Linked DNA regions of Homo sapiens: region 2 is linked to region 1. The links are chromatin contacts, found by Hi-C or POLR2A ChIA-PET in ENCODE. All regions are on one chromosome and are shown on one strand. Each heading gives the region's core, a stretch centred on a gene start or an enhancer-like site at or near the end of the contact. The rest is flanking DNA. Distances are from core to core; before and after follow the strand shown. Region 1 overlaps ATP9A (ATPase phospholipid transporting 9A (putative)). Region 2 has its middle 160 kb from the start of ZFP64.

Region 1 (7,820 bases), core at 3,757-6,256:
CCCACAGTAATGTTAGGGTGGGATATTAACTACGTATTGCTTCATAACAGATTGCCCCACATTTAGTGGCTTAAAACAGCAATATGGTAATCCCCACTTATCTGCAGGTTCAGTTACCCATGGTCAACTGCAGTCTAAAAATATGAAATGGAAAATTCCGGAAATAAGCAATTCATAAGTTTTAAGTTGTGTGCCATTGTGAGTAGTGTGACGAATTTCATGCCATCCCACTCCATCCTCCCGGACATGAATCATCTGTCTAGTGTACTCACGCCATCTACCTGCCTGCTTGCTAGTCACTCAGGAACCCTCAGATTGGCTGTTGTGGTATTGCCGTGCTTGCGTTCAAGCAAGTCTTATTTACTTTTATTACAGCATATTATGTGTTCTATTTTGTTATAAGTTATTGTTGTTAATTTCTTACTGTGCCTAATTCATAAATTAAACTTTATCATAGGTATGTATGTGTAGGAAAAAACATAGTGTATATGGGGTCAGTATTATTCATGGTCTTAGACATCCATTGGTGTCTTTCTTACAGGGAAATGCATTCCCTTACTCCAGAAAATGTATTTCCCTGGAGTAAGGAAGTTCCTCCTGTCCTCTCCCCTCCCCTCCCCTCCTCCCTCCCTCCCTCCCTTCCTCCTTCCTTCCTTTTTCCCTCCCTCCCTCCCTCCCTTCCTTCCTTCCTTCCTTCCTCCTCCCCTCCTCTGTTTCCTTCCTTTTCTCTTTTCTTTTCTCTTCTCTTTTTCCTTCCTTCCTTCCTTCCGTCCATCTTGCTCTGTTGCCTAGGGTGGAGTGCGGTGGCATAATCATGGCTCACTGCAGCCTCGACCTCCCAGGCTCAAGCAACCTTCCTGCCTCAGCCTCCCAAGTAGCTGGGACTACAGGTGCACACCACCATGCTCTGCTAATTCTTATCGTTTAGTGAAGATAGGGTCTCACCATATTGCCCAGGCTGATCTCAAACTCCTGGGCTCAAATGATCCTCCCATCTCGACCTCCCAAAGTGCTGGGATTACAGGCATGAGCCACCACACCTAACTGGGGGCTCTGTTTTCTATTTGCTATCTGATGGTTTTTGTGGCCAGGACAATTTCTGTGGCAGGCTTGGCTGGGTCCTCTGGCTCAGGGTCTCTCACAGCCTGGGCTCAAGGGGTCTAAGATTCTATGGTGGTAGGACCCACATACAGACGTCAGTGTTGTTGGCAGAGTTTGGCTCTGGGTGGGTTGTTGGACTGAGGGCCTTAGTTCTTTCCTGGCTGTTGGCCAGAGGCCACCCTCAGTGCCTTCCCACGAGGGCCTCCCTGTAGTCAGCTCCCCTGTCAGCTACCTGTTCAGAGTGAGCAGGTGAGAGTGAATGAGATGGCAGTCACAGTCTTCTGTCACCCACTGTCAGAGGTGACCTCCCCTCACGTCAGCCTCATGCTGTTATCAGAAGCAAGTCACTAGGCCCAGCTCCACTCCAGGGGGGTGGCTGACACACAGCATGAGTACCAGGAGGTGGGGGGCATTGCGAGCCACTTTGAAGACTTCCTGCCCAGGAGGAGATGGAGGTGGCACTGAGCACTTGTATTGAGGAACCAGAGACGCACACCATGAATATGCTTTGAAACATCACACGTTAGGGGATTTTTTTTTTTTTTGAGATGGAGTTTTGTTTTTGTTTCCCAGACTGGAGTGCAATGGCGTGATCTCAGCTCACTGCAACCTTCGCCTCCGGGGTCCAAGCGATTCTCCTACCCCAGCCTCCCGAGTAGCTGGGATTACAGGCATGTGCTACCATGCCCGGCTAATTTCGTATTTTTAGTAGAGATGGGGTTTCTCCATGTTGGCCAGGCTGGTCTCGAACTCCCGACCTCAGGTGATCCACCCACCTCGGCCTCCCAAAGTGCTGGGATACAGAAGTGAGCCGCCACGCTCGGCCCTATGTTAGGGGATTTTTATGTCCAGAGGCCAATAGGTTCTTTCAGACTCTGCAGGACCTGTGTCCTTGGCAACTCTTGGGTGGAGAGGGAGCTTTCTCTCCCACACAGCTGCTGCTTTTCCCACTGGTCCACACCTGGCTGGATCCCTGGCTTCTAAACCGTATCTTGAGTGTGCATCTGATGTCAAGAACATCTGTGGTCTGGAAGCAGCAGCATAGATCCTGTGGGTGGGGTGTTTCCTGGGGAATGAGTGTCATTATCTCCTATCGAATTACTTTAATTTTGTTCCAGTCTGAAGTTGTTCAAGACGTAGGGCTGTGGGCTCTGCTAGGGTCATTTGAGGGTTGACTTATCATTGAGCAGTCCCTAATGTCAGCCATCCTAGAAGAAGTGAATGGCATACGCCACTCTTCAGCTAGTTGTGAAGGACATGTTATATTTTTTTGAGATGTGGCTCGTGTGTCTTCCAGCAGGAAGAACAGGGACTCTGTGCTTAGAGTCTGTGATGCTGTCAGATGGGCAGATCTATTTTTGTTTTAACCTGGCATGCCCCCCTTCCCAGGTTATTAAAAAACATTCACAGTTAAGGCATTTAGAACAAAAAGTTACAGGTAAAGAGGGGGATCAAAACTGCCCTCCCTCTCTCTCTCCCTCCCTCCCTTTCTTCCTCCCTCCCTCCCTCTTTTCCTTCCTTCCTTCCTTTCTCCCTCCCTTCCTTCCCTCTTTCTGTCTCTCTCCCTCTCCCTCTTTCCCTTCTTCTGTCCTTTCTTTCTTTCTTTTTTTTGCCTCCCTCCCTTTTTTTCTTTTCTCTTCTTTTCTTTCTTTCTCAAGACAGAGTCTCACTCTGTTACCTAGGCTGGAGTGCAGTGGTATGAACATGGCTCATTGCAGCCTTGACCTGCTGGACTCAAGGGATCCTCCTGCCTCTGCCTCTTAAGTAGCTGGGACTACAGGTATGCACTGCCACACCCAGCTAAGTTTTAAATTTTTTGTAGAGCCAAAGTCTCTCTGTGTTGCACAGGCTGGTCTCAAACTTCTGGCCTCAAGCTGTCCTCCCGCTTCAACCTCCCTAAGTACTGGGATTACAGGCGTGAGCCACCGTGCCTGACCAGTTCATCTCCATTTTCACCCAACAAAAGACCTTTTACCTTTTCAAGGGATTTCCTTTCAGTCTCTTTTCTAAGCATATCCGAGTGTAAATATCCACACACATTTTTGTAAAATTATCACTGAACTCCATAGAAGGCTTCCTAAACTTCCTCCCTCATTGAACTATATGTATACGATGAGAATTTTTTCGTATTATTAAAATCTGATTTTAATGATTTTTAACGCATGTGCAGCGTTCTGTTGAAAGAATGTGCCACTATTTCATTCATTAACTTATTTTTTGGCTGCTTAGGCTGTTTCTCAATTTCAGTTTTTTTGTTTTGTTTTGTTTTTGTTTTTTGAGATGGAGTCTCACTCTGTCATCCAGGCTGGAGTGCAGTGGTGCAATCTCAGCTCACTGCAACCTCCGCCTCCTGGGTTCAAGTGATTCTCCTGCCTCAGCCTCCTGAGTAGCTGGGATTACAGGCACCTGCCACCACGCCTGGCTCATTTTTGCATTTTTTAGTAGAGACGGGGTTTCACCATGTTGGGCAGGCTGGTCTCGAACTCCTGACCTCAGGTGATCCACCAGCCTCGGCCCCCCAAAGTGCTGGAATTACAGGTGTGAGCCACTGCGCCTCGCTTTTTTCTTGGTTTTGACTACTAAAAATAGTGCTGTGAATGTCCATCTTGGTGAGGTTGTCTTTAATGAAATAAGTATTATTTTGCTATTTTTTTCTCATTTTCTGACCTCTTTATCTTTGGTTGGGTTGGTGGAACTGGGCCTCTGGGGCTTTTGGACTAGTTCTCCCCTTGGCACAAACCTCACCACACTCCTCTAATGTGATGGTTCTCATCCTGGGGGCATTCGAGAATGTCTGGCAACATTTGTGGTTGTCACAACCAGAGGCTGAGAGTGCTACTGGCATGTCATAGGTGGAGAGCAGGGATGCCGCTCAGCATCCTGCAATGCACAGGACAGCCCCCACCTGAGGAAGGGCCTGAGAAACCCTGTTATGATGTGTTCATATAACCCAAATGCTCTATGCAAATGACTGTCCAGTTATCTGATGTGAGGAAGTTTTAGTTCAGTTATAAAACTTCTCCTAGGCTTGGTACGGTGGCTCCTGCCTGTAATACTTTGGGAGGCCAAGGCAGGAGGATCACTTGAGCCAACGAGTTTCAGTCCAGCCTGGGCATCATTGCCAGACTCCACCTCTACTAAAAGCAAAAAAATTAGCTGGGCATGGTGGTGCACACCTGTAGTCCCAGCTACTGGGAAGGTTGAGGTCAGGAGGTCCAGGTTGAGGTCACTCGAGTCCAGGAGGTCGAGGCTGTAGTGAGTCGTGATTGTGCCATTGCGCTCTAGCCTGGGCAACACAGCAAGACCCTGTCTCAAAAAAATAAAGAAAAAGAAAAAAGAATAAGAAAAAAAAGAAAAATTCTCTTGACTTGGTTTAGTGACTGTGGACAGCCCCAGTTTGGGTCTCCCCTGTCTCTTTTTTAAACATGTGTGAGTGCACGCACAGTGCAAGATGGCACCTTCTTGCACCCACAAAGCAAGGCCATTTCCTTGTGTGAATGTCTGTCTCTTAAGAAATCAGGCAAGGTTGGAGAAGGACTCGTGTGATGTCTTTTTGCAGGAAGGTTGTGTCCCTGTTTTGTTTTTGTGGCGTACAAGATGTTCCAGTGCCTTCTCCCCCTTCCCACGTGGAGCCACGGGTTTGGATCGTGGCTGTAGATCATCGTAGCGCTGTCATTGCTGGACTAAAAGAGGCCTTTGAGCAGGTGCCAGATGCAGACCACGGTGGGAAAAGATGAGGCCCCCAAACAATGCCACACAGCCGGCCGATCTCTGTAAATTTATGGCGTAATCTTGCCATAATATGGGAACGAAATAAACTTGTGATGAACTCCGTGGGAGGAAGTGACTCATGGGAGGGGATCGTTGATGCGGTATTTATATTGGACAGAACTTCTGAACTCACTCAAGCCCTTTTCTTAGTGAGGAAGCTGGGCTGGGAGCATCATTTCCTACAGCCACATGTTGTTGAGCACCCTTTGGTTGTCGGGGGGAAGGAAAAAATAAAACCTCTGATTCTTTAATGTGCAGACCCCACAGCTCTCTTTGGCCTGCGTCAAGAGCAGGCATAGCCACAGTCTATCAGAGATAAAGTGTGCAGTTGAACGCTTTTAAACGTGGGTGCCTGTCTTGGCCTGGGGGTGCTCTTATGAGTCAGCATGTTGTTCTAAAAGATTGTTGGTGATTAAGGGGCATTTGAAAGTTATTCTAAAAGAGGAAACTCTACCACTAATCTGATTTTGGATATTTCTGTTCCATGAAAGGGCTGCATAGACAAAGTGGCCTCCAAAGGAGCCTGAAACCAAAGAACAAGGCAGGCAAATCCAGTTTGTCGTTAAAGGGTGTTTTATTGGGGGAAACTTACAGATAGAAGCGTGGTTTTTGGGGGAGCCGAACAGACAGAAGTGTAGTTTTGGGCGGCAGGAAAACAGGTGGATGTCCATACTGTTACTCCCTAGACCCAGGGCTTATACCACAGGGAAAGGGTCCGCGTGCCCCAGCAGGACAATTACGGGCACCTTCCAGGAGAGGCAAGAAAGCTGTATGTTTCATCACCTGTAATTTGTGCGATAACATCAAGGTTGACATGTTCTTATGTGAAGGACGGTGAATTAAGTAGGAATCGGGGGTGTTCATGGGACTGGGCTAATCAGAAGTCAGCATGGCGCATTTGCACCTGAGATGCAGTCACTTTTTTTTTAAGATGGAGTTTCGCTCTTGTTGCCCAGGTTGGAGAGCAATGGTGCAATCTCAGCTCATTGCAACCTCCGCCTCCCAGGTTTAAGTGATTCTCCAGCCTTGCCTCCTGAGTAGCTGGGATTACAGGCATGCACCACCACGCCCAGCTAATTTTGTAATTTTAGTAGAGACAGGGTCTCACCATGTTGGCTAGGCTGGTCTCGAACTCCTGACCTCAGGTGATCTACCTACCTGAGCCTCCCAAAGTGTTGGGACTACAGGCGTGAGCCACCACACCCAGCTTGAGATGCAGTCACTTTTGTCTCCACGGTTCCATATTCAATGAAGACTTTCCGGGCATTTATTCTGGGCTTCCTGGAGTAGCAAAATTTAGGCACAAGGTATTGATGGCCATGCTCAGTTTTCTTGCTTATCTTTACTGCCTCCCACCTCCCAGTGACGCGAATCATTGGGGGAAAATGGGGGAAGGATCTGTGGCTGCGCCGTCATTCCTCAGAGCTAGGACTTCTCAGTCTCAGCACTGTTGACTTTTAGGGCTGGAGGAGTTCCTGGTGGTGGTTGGGGGCGTCCTGTGTGATGTAGGAGGGTGAGCAGCACCCCTGGCCTCCACCCGTCAGATGCTAGTAGGACATTGCCTGCGTTGTGACACCTAGAGTGTCTCCAGACATTGCCACATGTCTCCTGGAGGGCCACATTGCCCTGTTGAGAGTACTGGGCTGAGCCTTGTTCTCTACGTACAGTATGGCTGGGGGACTTGGGAAATCACTCTCATCCCAGCAGCAGTTATACCACTGAGGGGTCCTTTCCATGTGTCAGTCTCTGTGCTACATGCTTGATTCCTGTTTTACAGATGAGAAAACTGAGGTTTAGGGAAGAGGAGTAGCTTGTCCAGCTGCACACAACTAGAAACTGGTACTTGGTCCAAGCATTTGATGCCTGTGCCATGGTGCTACCCACTACCCAGAAAATCTGGTTAGGGTGAACTGAAACTCTGGGTAATTGGATCTCTAGGCAAGTCCTTAGTTAGACTTAGGGATCTGGAATTATTCTCAGCTGAGACAGTCAGTTTGCCCCCAGGAGACATTTGCTAAAGTCTAGAGACATTCTGGTTGTCACCATGGAGGGTGTATGACTGGCATCTAGTGCGTAGGGGCCAGGGATGCTGCTCAACATTGTACAGTGCACAGGAGGGGCCCTGCAGAGCAAAGAGTTATCTGGCCCCAAATGTTCACAGTGACGAGGTTGAGACTCCCTGTTCTAGTCCTTATCTTCCCTATTCTTTCAGTGGACCACAGTTTGATGATATCTGCAGTCCCAAGTGTAAATCTAAAATCATAGCATGTGAGTCTATTCCAGTTGAAATAGTAATAACTTTCAAAACAAAGGTCTTAAATCCATTTGATCTTTCTTTCATCATTGAAAATCTTCCAAGTGCTTTGAGTTTTCCTTTTACTTTCTGTAGCCTTTGCCCCTAAATGAGGCCCCTTCTCGCTTTTCATCTTCAGCCAACTGAAAAAACATTGGTGTCTGTTAAGTGCACTTTGTACACTGTCTGTCATGGGAAGCGGGCTTTGCCGCTGAAAGAGGGTGTTCCTTTCAGTTTCTCATTCCTTCCGGCCTCCCTCTCTAGGATGAATCAACTGGAGAAATTACGTTTTACATGAAGGGAGCAGATGTGGTCATGGCTGGCATTGTGCAGTACAATGACTGGTTGGAGGAAGAGGTAAGTGTGATGCAGGAAGTTAAACCAGGCCTTGGAAGCATGTTCTGCAGAGGCAGCCCCTTGCATGGTAAGGTGGGTCTCTGTATTTGTTATCGGTGGCTGTGTAACAAACCACCCTGAAATGCAGCTGCTTAAAGCAGCACCCATTTAATATATAATGGTTTCTGTGGGTCAGGGATGCTGGTGTGGCTGAACTGCATCCTCTGCTTCAGGGCCTCCCACTGGCCGTAATTCAGATGTTGGCTGGGGCTGTGGTCTCATCTCAAGACTTGACCAGGGCAGGATCCATTTGTGAGCA
Region 2 (7,820 bases), core at 2,396-4,895, 400 kb before region 1:
AACATGGCAAAACCCCATCTCCACTAAAAAATACAAAAAATTAGCTGGGTGTGGTGGCGGGTGCCTGTAATCTCAGATACTCGGGAGGCTAAGGCAGGAGAATTGCTTGAATCTGGGAGGCAGAGGTTGCAGTGAGCCAAGATCGTGCCACTGCACTCAGCCCGGACAACAGAGCGAGACTCTATCTCAGAAGAAAAAGGGAAATAATCATGATCTTGTAGGACTGTCATAAGGATCACATAAGCTAACACATGTAAACAGCTGATGCATGGTCTGGCATATGTTAGCTTTAGCTATGATTTTGCCAGATTGTTTTTTAATTATGTGCAACAATTAATCGTTAAAATAGCCGGCTATTTCAGTTGCTTTCTATTTTTCGCTGGTTTACATAAAAGTGCAGTGAGCTTATATAGGTAAAATTTTGTGGCCGGGCCCGGTGGCTAACACCTGTAATTCCAGCACTTTTGGAGGCTGAGGCGGGTGGATCATGAGGTCAGGAGTTCAAGACCAGCCCAGCCAAGATGGTGAAACCCTATCTCTACTAAAAATACAAAAAAAAATTAGCCAGGCTTGGTGGCGGATGCCTGTAATCTCAGCTACTCGGGAGGCTGAGGCAGAGAATTGCTTGAACCCAGGAGGTGGAGGTTGCAGTGAGCAGAGATTGTGCCACTGCACTCCAGCCCGGGCAACAGAGCAAGACTCTGTCTCAAAAAAAAAAAAAAAAAACTTTCTGCATATCCTCAATTATTCTCTTAGGGAAAAATATTCGTGATGATTGGTCATAAGCTTCTCTCCCCAATCAAGCTGTTTCTCTTATTATATAATGATTTCTTCTGCTTTGTTTTTCTATCACCAAATGTCTCATATCTCATAGATCGTACGAACAGCCCTCAAGCAATAGTTGTTGAATGAATAAATATATAAATAATGAGAAGCATACTTTATTTTCCTAGTATAAGCTTGTGTTAGTCCGTTTTCACGCTGCTAATAAAGACATACCCGAGACTGGGCAATTTACTAAAGAAAGAGGTTTAATGACTTAGACTTCCACATGGCTGGGGAGGCCTCACAATCATGGCAGACGGCAAGCAGGAGCAAGTCATATCTTACGTGGATGGTGGCAGGCAAAGAGATTGGTCAGGAAAACTCCCCTCATTATACCATCAGGTCTCATGAGACTCACTGTCACAAGAACAGCATGGGAAAGACCTGCCCCCATGATTCAAGTACCTCCCACCGGGTCCCTCCCACAACGCGTGGGAATTCAAGATGAAATTTGGGTGGGGACACAGCCAAACCATAGCAAAGCTGACGTATTAATATGCTCTGCCGTCAGTGTTTCATAAATGGCACATGGTGGGAACCTATGGGAGAGGCTGCCCTTTACCTTAGTTAGCCATTCTTTTCTTCCCTATAAACAGAAACCCTTACTGTTAACAGGATTCTTTGCTGTCCAGAATAAAGACTACATTTCCCAGCTTCCCTTACAACTAGGTATGGTCATGTGACTGTTCTGAAAAATGAGATGTAAATGCATGTGTCACAGGCGACTTCCCAATAACAGCCTTAGGGAAGGAGTGGGGTCTATCTGCTGCCCCTCCTCTTTACTGCTAGGTAAATGTTGACGTGCTCTCCGGAGCTCATGCTTCCATATTGAACCACAGTGAAAACTACAAGTTGAGAATAGTAGAACAGATAGAACGAGCCCCAGTTCCTGATAATCATGAAATCACCATATTGGCTCTGTACTGCCTATAGATATGCAAGAAAAATAAACTTCTCTCTGTGTTTAAACCACTGTTACTTTAAGTTTTCTATCTTTCCTAGCCAGACCTAATCCTAACTGATTTGGGGCTCAATAACTTTTTGTTGACTGATGGAATGGATAGTGTATGCATAGATTCTATAGGTTTGCATTTTGCAAAGCATTTTCTCAAGCATTAATTTGTTTAATTTGGTAAAAGTAAAAAACTACTTTCCCAATCCTATAACTTCTAAAACCTACTAGCCTCTGATATTTTCTGTAATGTGATATGTCATGTAGGATGCATTTGTGCACAAAGGTAACACAATATGGCTTGGACAAAGACGTTTAATTGTCTCAGAAAACAAAAATCTTGCATCTCCAAAAGATTCAACAGTGTCATCCAGGACAGGGGCACGTCCTATCCTCCACATGACCTTCCTCAGCACTTCACTGATGTCTTACTTCATTGTCCCAGGACAGCTGCCACTGCAACCAATATCATATTCTCTCTCTCTCTTTTTTTTTTTTTGAGACAGAGTCTCTCTCTGTCACCCAGGCTGGAGTGGAGTGGTACAATCTCAGCTCACTGCAACCTCCACCTCCCGGGTTCAAGCAATTCTGCTGCCTCAACCTCCCGAGTAGCTGGAATTACAGGCGTGCACCACCACACCGGGCTTGTTTTTGTATTTTTAGTAGAGACAAGGTTTCACCATGTTGGCCAGGCTGGTCTCAAACTCCTGACCTCAAGTGATCCGCCTGCCTCAGCGTCCCAAAGTGCTGGGATTACAGGTGTGAGCCACCATGCCTGGCCTACAACAAAGTCTTATGCAAAAAGAGCTACAAAGCCTTCACAGGTATGGTGTCTTTTACCAGAATGAAACAGTCCCTCTCCTTAAGGCATAACAAACAACATCTTCCGAAGCCACGCCAAGAAGTGTGTTCAGATCATGTCTTCATTCTTCTGAATTTCAAGTGAAAGAGCTGCCTTCTTGGAACTTTGTAGAAATCTAAGATGTGTACTAGAGCTGCTCAAAGACCTGCCATTTACTTACTGTACTTGTGTTATCAAAGACTCCATAAAATCAAGTGATTTCCTCTGCTTTTGTCCAGGCCGCCAAAGAACGTGGCGCTTAGTCACTTCAGATTCCCTTCTGTCTGTGATCCCCTCTGAGAAATAAAGCCATAAATATGCTGAGTTCTGTTGACATTCACACCGGAAATAGCACAGAGCTCCAAGTATTGTGGTCTCCTTTCCGATTTTATTGCTAAACAGCAAGAAAAACAGCAGAGGGGCTTTCCTGGCGAGTCAGAGAAATGCAACGTGGTTTTTTGTGTGTTTTTTTTTCTCCGCAAGACAGAGGAAACTATCTCTTCACACCATTGCCAAAGCCAAGAGACTTCGAATGAACAGATAGAGCCCAGAGCAGAACAAACACCATTTGATAAAATGCTTAGAGCACGTCTCCCCACACGGGCAGGGACTATGAGCGTCTGAAAAGCAGAGGTCCGGCCTCCCCTCCTCCCCAACTCAAGGTTGAAAATATCAACAACATTCCTGTCCACTGTAATCAAATACTTACGCAAAAAGCTATGGAATGCACAATAATTTGTCAGGCATCCTTTTAGCAGAGTCCACTAGAGCAAACTCTGGTAGGCTTCCTTGACCCTCAGAGACTGTGCCCTTTAACCTTATTTGGGTCTCTTTTATGGGGGCCTTCACTCTGACCAGATGGCTAAACTATCAAAGGGTTTTATGAGTAAAAACTGCTTTCCCAACTCGTAAGTTGTATATTTCTTTCCATGTTAATGTGAACTATCAACCCAGAGGCTTTAAATTGAAAACACAAGAGGTGTCCTGCAGCTGGGGCTCCCCCCGCCATCCCAGCATTGTGTGTGACCACAAGGGTGATGGGTGTTTGCAGAGAAAACAGCTGACACCCAGATGAGGACAATTTCAGCTAAATATTTAAAATGGCCATCAAGAAAGGAATGATTGATTGATTTTTTTTTTTTTTTTTTTTTTTGGTTCAGGCCATGATCTTTTATCAAGCTGCAGGCAAACATGCTTCCTACATAAATCCAAACTGTATCTTTCTTTTCTTCCATCCCATCCTGTGCATCCACTTTTCAGGGAGGCTGGGTGGCAAATTAAACATAATTAGATCAAATTCTGTGGAATCCAAAGTAGAAAAGGATGCTGTCTCTCAATGTTGAATTTCAAGTTAAATAGTCCTGAGACCTTGAATTGGCTGTATGTGTACACTTATAGTTTGTTTTGTATAATTCTTGAAAATTTTCATAAGAAATGATCAGGATGAGTTGATGCAACGAATATTTATGAGTGAAAACCAGGAGGCTGACACTGTTCTAACACTTAGCAGGCTGCGTGAACAAGAGAGCAGACACTTCATTGAGAAAGTGCTTATGTTCTAGTGGAGAGACGAACAACAAAGAACCCCAAAATGGCAGGTGGTAATAAGCAATGGGACAGGACAGTGGGACAGGGGCTAAGTGCATAGATTCTGCATGGTTAGGAAAGACCCCACTGGGGAGGTGATGACAAAGTAAAGATCTGAATGAGAAGAAGGAGAACAACTCAGGAAGATGTGGCTAGCGCTCCCATTAGACATGTAACGTGCAGCCGGGCGCGGTGGCTCATGCCTGTAATCCCAACATTTTGGGAGGCAGAGGCAGGTGGATTGCTTGAATCCAGGGATTTGAGACCAGCATGGGCAACATAGTGAGACCCTGTCTCTACAAAAAAATACAAAAATTAGCCAGGTGTGGTGGTGCACACCTGTAGTCCCAGCTACTCAGGAGGCTGAGCCCAGGAGATAGAGGTTGCAGTGAGCTACGCTTGCCCCAAATGTACTGTACCAGCCTGGGTGGCAGAGTGAGACTCTGTCTCAAAAAAAAAAAAAAAAAAGAAGTAATGTGAGCCATGTCTGTAATGCTAAAATTTTCTAGTAGCCAGATTTTAAAAAGTAAAAGGAAATGTATGGAAATAATTTAATATATTTTATATTTTTAGTTTATTTCTATTATAATTTATTATATATATTTTTATTTTGTTACTTATTTAATAATACTAGATATATATTTCTGAGACAGTGTCTTGTTCTGTCACCCAGGCTGGAGTGCAGTGGCACATTCATATCTCATTTCCACCTCGAACTCCTGGGCCCAAGCAGTCCTCTTGCCTCAGCCTCCTGAGTAGCTAGGACTATAGGCATGAGCCACTGTGCCTGGCCTATTTTATTATATTTAGATCCATATGTACTATTATATTTTCTAGTAGCTATATTTTAAAAGGGTAAAAAGAAATGGGTGAGCCGTATGCAGTGGTGTGAGCCTGTAGTCTCAGAGTTTCTCAGGAGGATGAGGTAGGAGGATGGCTTGAGCCTAGGAGTTTGAATCTACCCTGGGCAACATAATGAGACCCAGTCTTATAATAATATGAAGAAGAAAAGAAGAAGGAGGAGGAGGAAAAGGAGGAGGAGGGGGAGGAGGGGGAGACGGAGGAGGAAGAAAGAAGAAATGGGTAGAAACAATTTTAATATATTTTATTTTTATTTTTATTTTTTATTTTTTCTTCTTTTTTTTGAGACAGAGTTTCAGTCTTGTCACCCAGGCTGGCATGCAATGGCATGGTCTCGGCTCACTGCAACCTCTGCCTCCCAGGTTCAAGCGATTCTCCTGCCTCAGCCTCCCACGTAGCTGGGATTACAGGCATGCACCACCATGCCCAGCTAATTTTTGTATTTTCAGTAGATAGGGTTTCACCATGTTGGCCAGGATGGTCTCAAACTCCTGACATCAGGTGATCCACCTGCCTCAGCCTCCCAAAGTGCTGGGATTACAGGCATAAGCCACCGTGCCTGGCCAATTTTAATACATTTTGTTTGATTTTAATAATATATTTATTTGCATTGTCATCATTTTTATTTATTTTAAATTTTTAATTTTGCTTATTTGTTTATTTAATAATACATTTTATTATATTCAACTCATATGTAGTGTTAAATTTTCTCATAGCCAGTTTTAAAAGATTTTTAAAAAGAACACAGAAAAAACAGGTACAACAAGCCAGGCATGGTGGCACACACCTATAGTCCCAGCTACTCGGGACATTGATGTGAGAACACAAGTTGAGCCCAGGAGTTTGAGGCCAGCCTATGAAATGCAGTGAGACCCTGTCTCTAAATAAATAAATAAAAAGGAAAAAACCAAGTAAAATAATTTTAATAATATCTTTTATTTTTATTTAATCTATTTTTTTCCAAAATATTGTCATTTCAAAATGATTTTCAAAAATGTTTTTTAAAAAGTAGATGAAAGGCCAGGCGCGGTGGCTCAAGCCTGTAATCCCAGCACTTTGGGAGGCCGAGGTGGGCGGATCACGAGGTCAGGAGATCAAGACCATCCTGGCTAACACGGTGAAACCCCATCTCTACTAAAAATACAAAAAATTAGCCGGGTTCGGTGGCGGGCGCCTGTAGTCCCAGCTACTCGGGAGGCTGAGACAGGAGAATGGCGTGAACCCGAGAGGCGGAGCTTGCAGTGAGCCGAGATCCCGCCACTGCACTCCAGCCTGGGTGAAAGAGCGAGACTCCGTCTCAAAAAAAAAAAAAAGTAAATGAAATATTTTACATTCTTCTTTTCATACCAAGTCTTCACAATCGTGTGTATTTTACACCAACAACACACCTCAATCTAGACTGTAAATTCTCACTAGAAGTACTTGATCTGAATTCAGGTTTCATACAGTTGACAGTCACAAAGGTAGATTCCTATATCCCAGTTGTACTAAAGATACTTAAAAGTTTTCTAATAACTGAGTGAAGTTGTTAGATGTTTTCTAATTACTGAGTGAAGTTATTAGATGTTTTCTAACTACTGAGTGAATTTATCAGTTTTGAAGTTTTAATGCAGATTAAGTAAAATGAAAAATCCAGTTCTGGCAGGGCAAGGTGGTTCAGGCCTGTAATCCCAGAACTTTGGGAGGCCGAGGCAGGTGGATTATCTGAGATCAGGAGTTCAAGACCAGCCTGGCCAACATGGGGAAACCCCATCTCTACTAAAAATACAAAAATTAGCCGAGCGTGGTGGCATGTGCCGGTAATCCCAGCTACTCAAGGAGGCTGAGGCAGGAGAATCGCTTGAACCCGGGAGGCGGAGGTTGCAATGAGCCAAGATAGTGCCACTGCATTCTGGGGGAGAGAGCGAGACTCTGCCTCAAAAAAAAATAAAAAATAAAAATCCAGTTCCTCCCATGCACCAGTCACATCTCAAGTGTGGAGTCACCACCTGGGCCATGTGGCGACCTGATGGACAGCAGAAGTCTGGGGAAGGACATCAGAGGCCCAAGAACAACTAGAGCAAGCTCTGGAAGCTGGGAAGAGCTTGGCATATGCCAGGAGCAAAGGGTGGCCAGGAGCTGCAGGGCACCCAGACAGGGAGGAGCGGCAGGGATGGGCTGCCAACACCTTGCATCTCCTTGGATCCACAGGCTGGGTGAAGAGCTCGGATTGACCATACTTGTTAGTCCCCAGTTGGTAAGAGGGATGCAAGACCAGGATAAATTTCTCTGTGATAGCTTGGAGAGTACCGTATCAAGAGGAAAGTAACATGTCCATGACGTAGAACCTAGGAACACACCCTCAGGAATGTCCCAAGGTCATAAGGAAGCTCACGGCATGGCTGGAATGGCAAAATATTGCCAACAGCCTAAATATCCACCAGGCAGGGGAAGGGTAATAGACTGTGATCTGTTCCCAAAAGGATCATCACTGCAATTGAAAAGAATCATATGTGTCAACACGTCATATCTTTTTTTGTTTTGTATTTTGTTTTTTGTGTTTTTTTTGAGGCAGAGTCTTGCTCTGTTGCCCAGGTTGAAGTGCAGTGGTGCAGTCTCAGCTCACTGCAACATCCACCTCTTGGGTTCAAGCGATTCTTCTGCCTCAGCCTCCAGAGTAGCTGGGATTACAAGCACCCACCAGCACGCCTGGCTAATTTTTGTATTTTTAGAGAGGCAGGATTTCACCATGTTGGCCAGGCTGGTCTTAAACTC

The links. Hi-C counts contacts between places; a loop is a spot of excess contacts on that map. ChIA-PET counts read pairs that join two places held with the same protein, here RNA polymerase II (POLR2A). Pooled maps may share reads with other maps.
Region 2: a loop to region 1 is called in a map of endothelial cell of umbilical vein, with 7 times the contacts of the local background. The contact joins two enhancer-like sites. A Hi-C loop is called at or near these places in 1 of 168 maps with a recorded cell type or tissue (endothelial cell of umbilical vein) and 5 of 50 pooled maps. POLR2A ChIA-PET finds 5 or more read pairs at or near these places in 1 of 52 experiments (Caco-2).

Annotation. Positions count from the first base shown.
Region 1 is chr20:51,628,682-51,636,501 of GRCh38, reverse strand. It overlaps ATP9A (ATPase phospholipid transporting 9A (putative)), which reads left to right. Exons shown (of 28, transcript NM_006045.3): 16 at 7,430-7,522. Among named protein-coding and RNA genes, the nearest start is that of NFATC2, 90 kb to the right of the region's middle. RefSeq lists an enhancer at 4,429-5,628. Within about 2 kb of position 5,006, at least 27 of the 41 ENCODE cell types and tissues checked have a DNase peak (open chromatin) inside an H3K27ac peak, as active enhancers do; they include endothelial cell of umbilical vein, where a contact is called at or near this core.
Region 2 is chr20:52,027,221-52,035,040 of GRCh38, reverse strand. No RefSeq gene overlaps it. Among named protein-coding and RNA genes, the nearest start is that of ZFP64, 160 kb to the left of the region's middle. Within about 2 kb of position 3,645, at least 6 of the 41 ENCODE cell types and tissues checked have a DNase peak (open chromatin) inside an H3K27ac peak, as active enhancers do; they include endothelial cell of umbilical vein, where a contact is called at or near this core.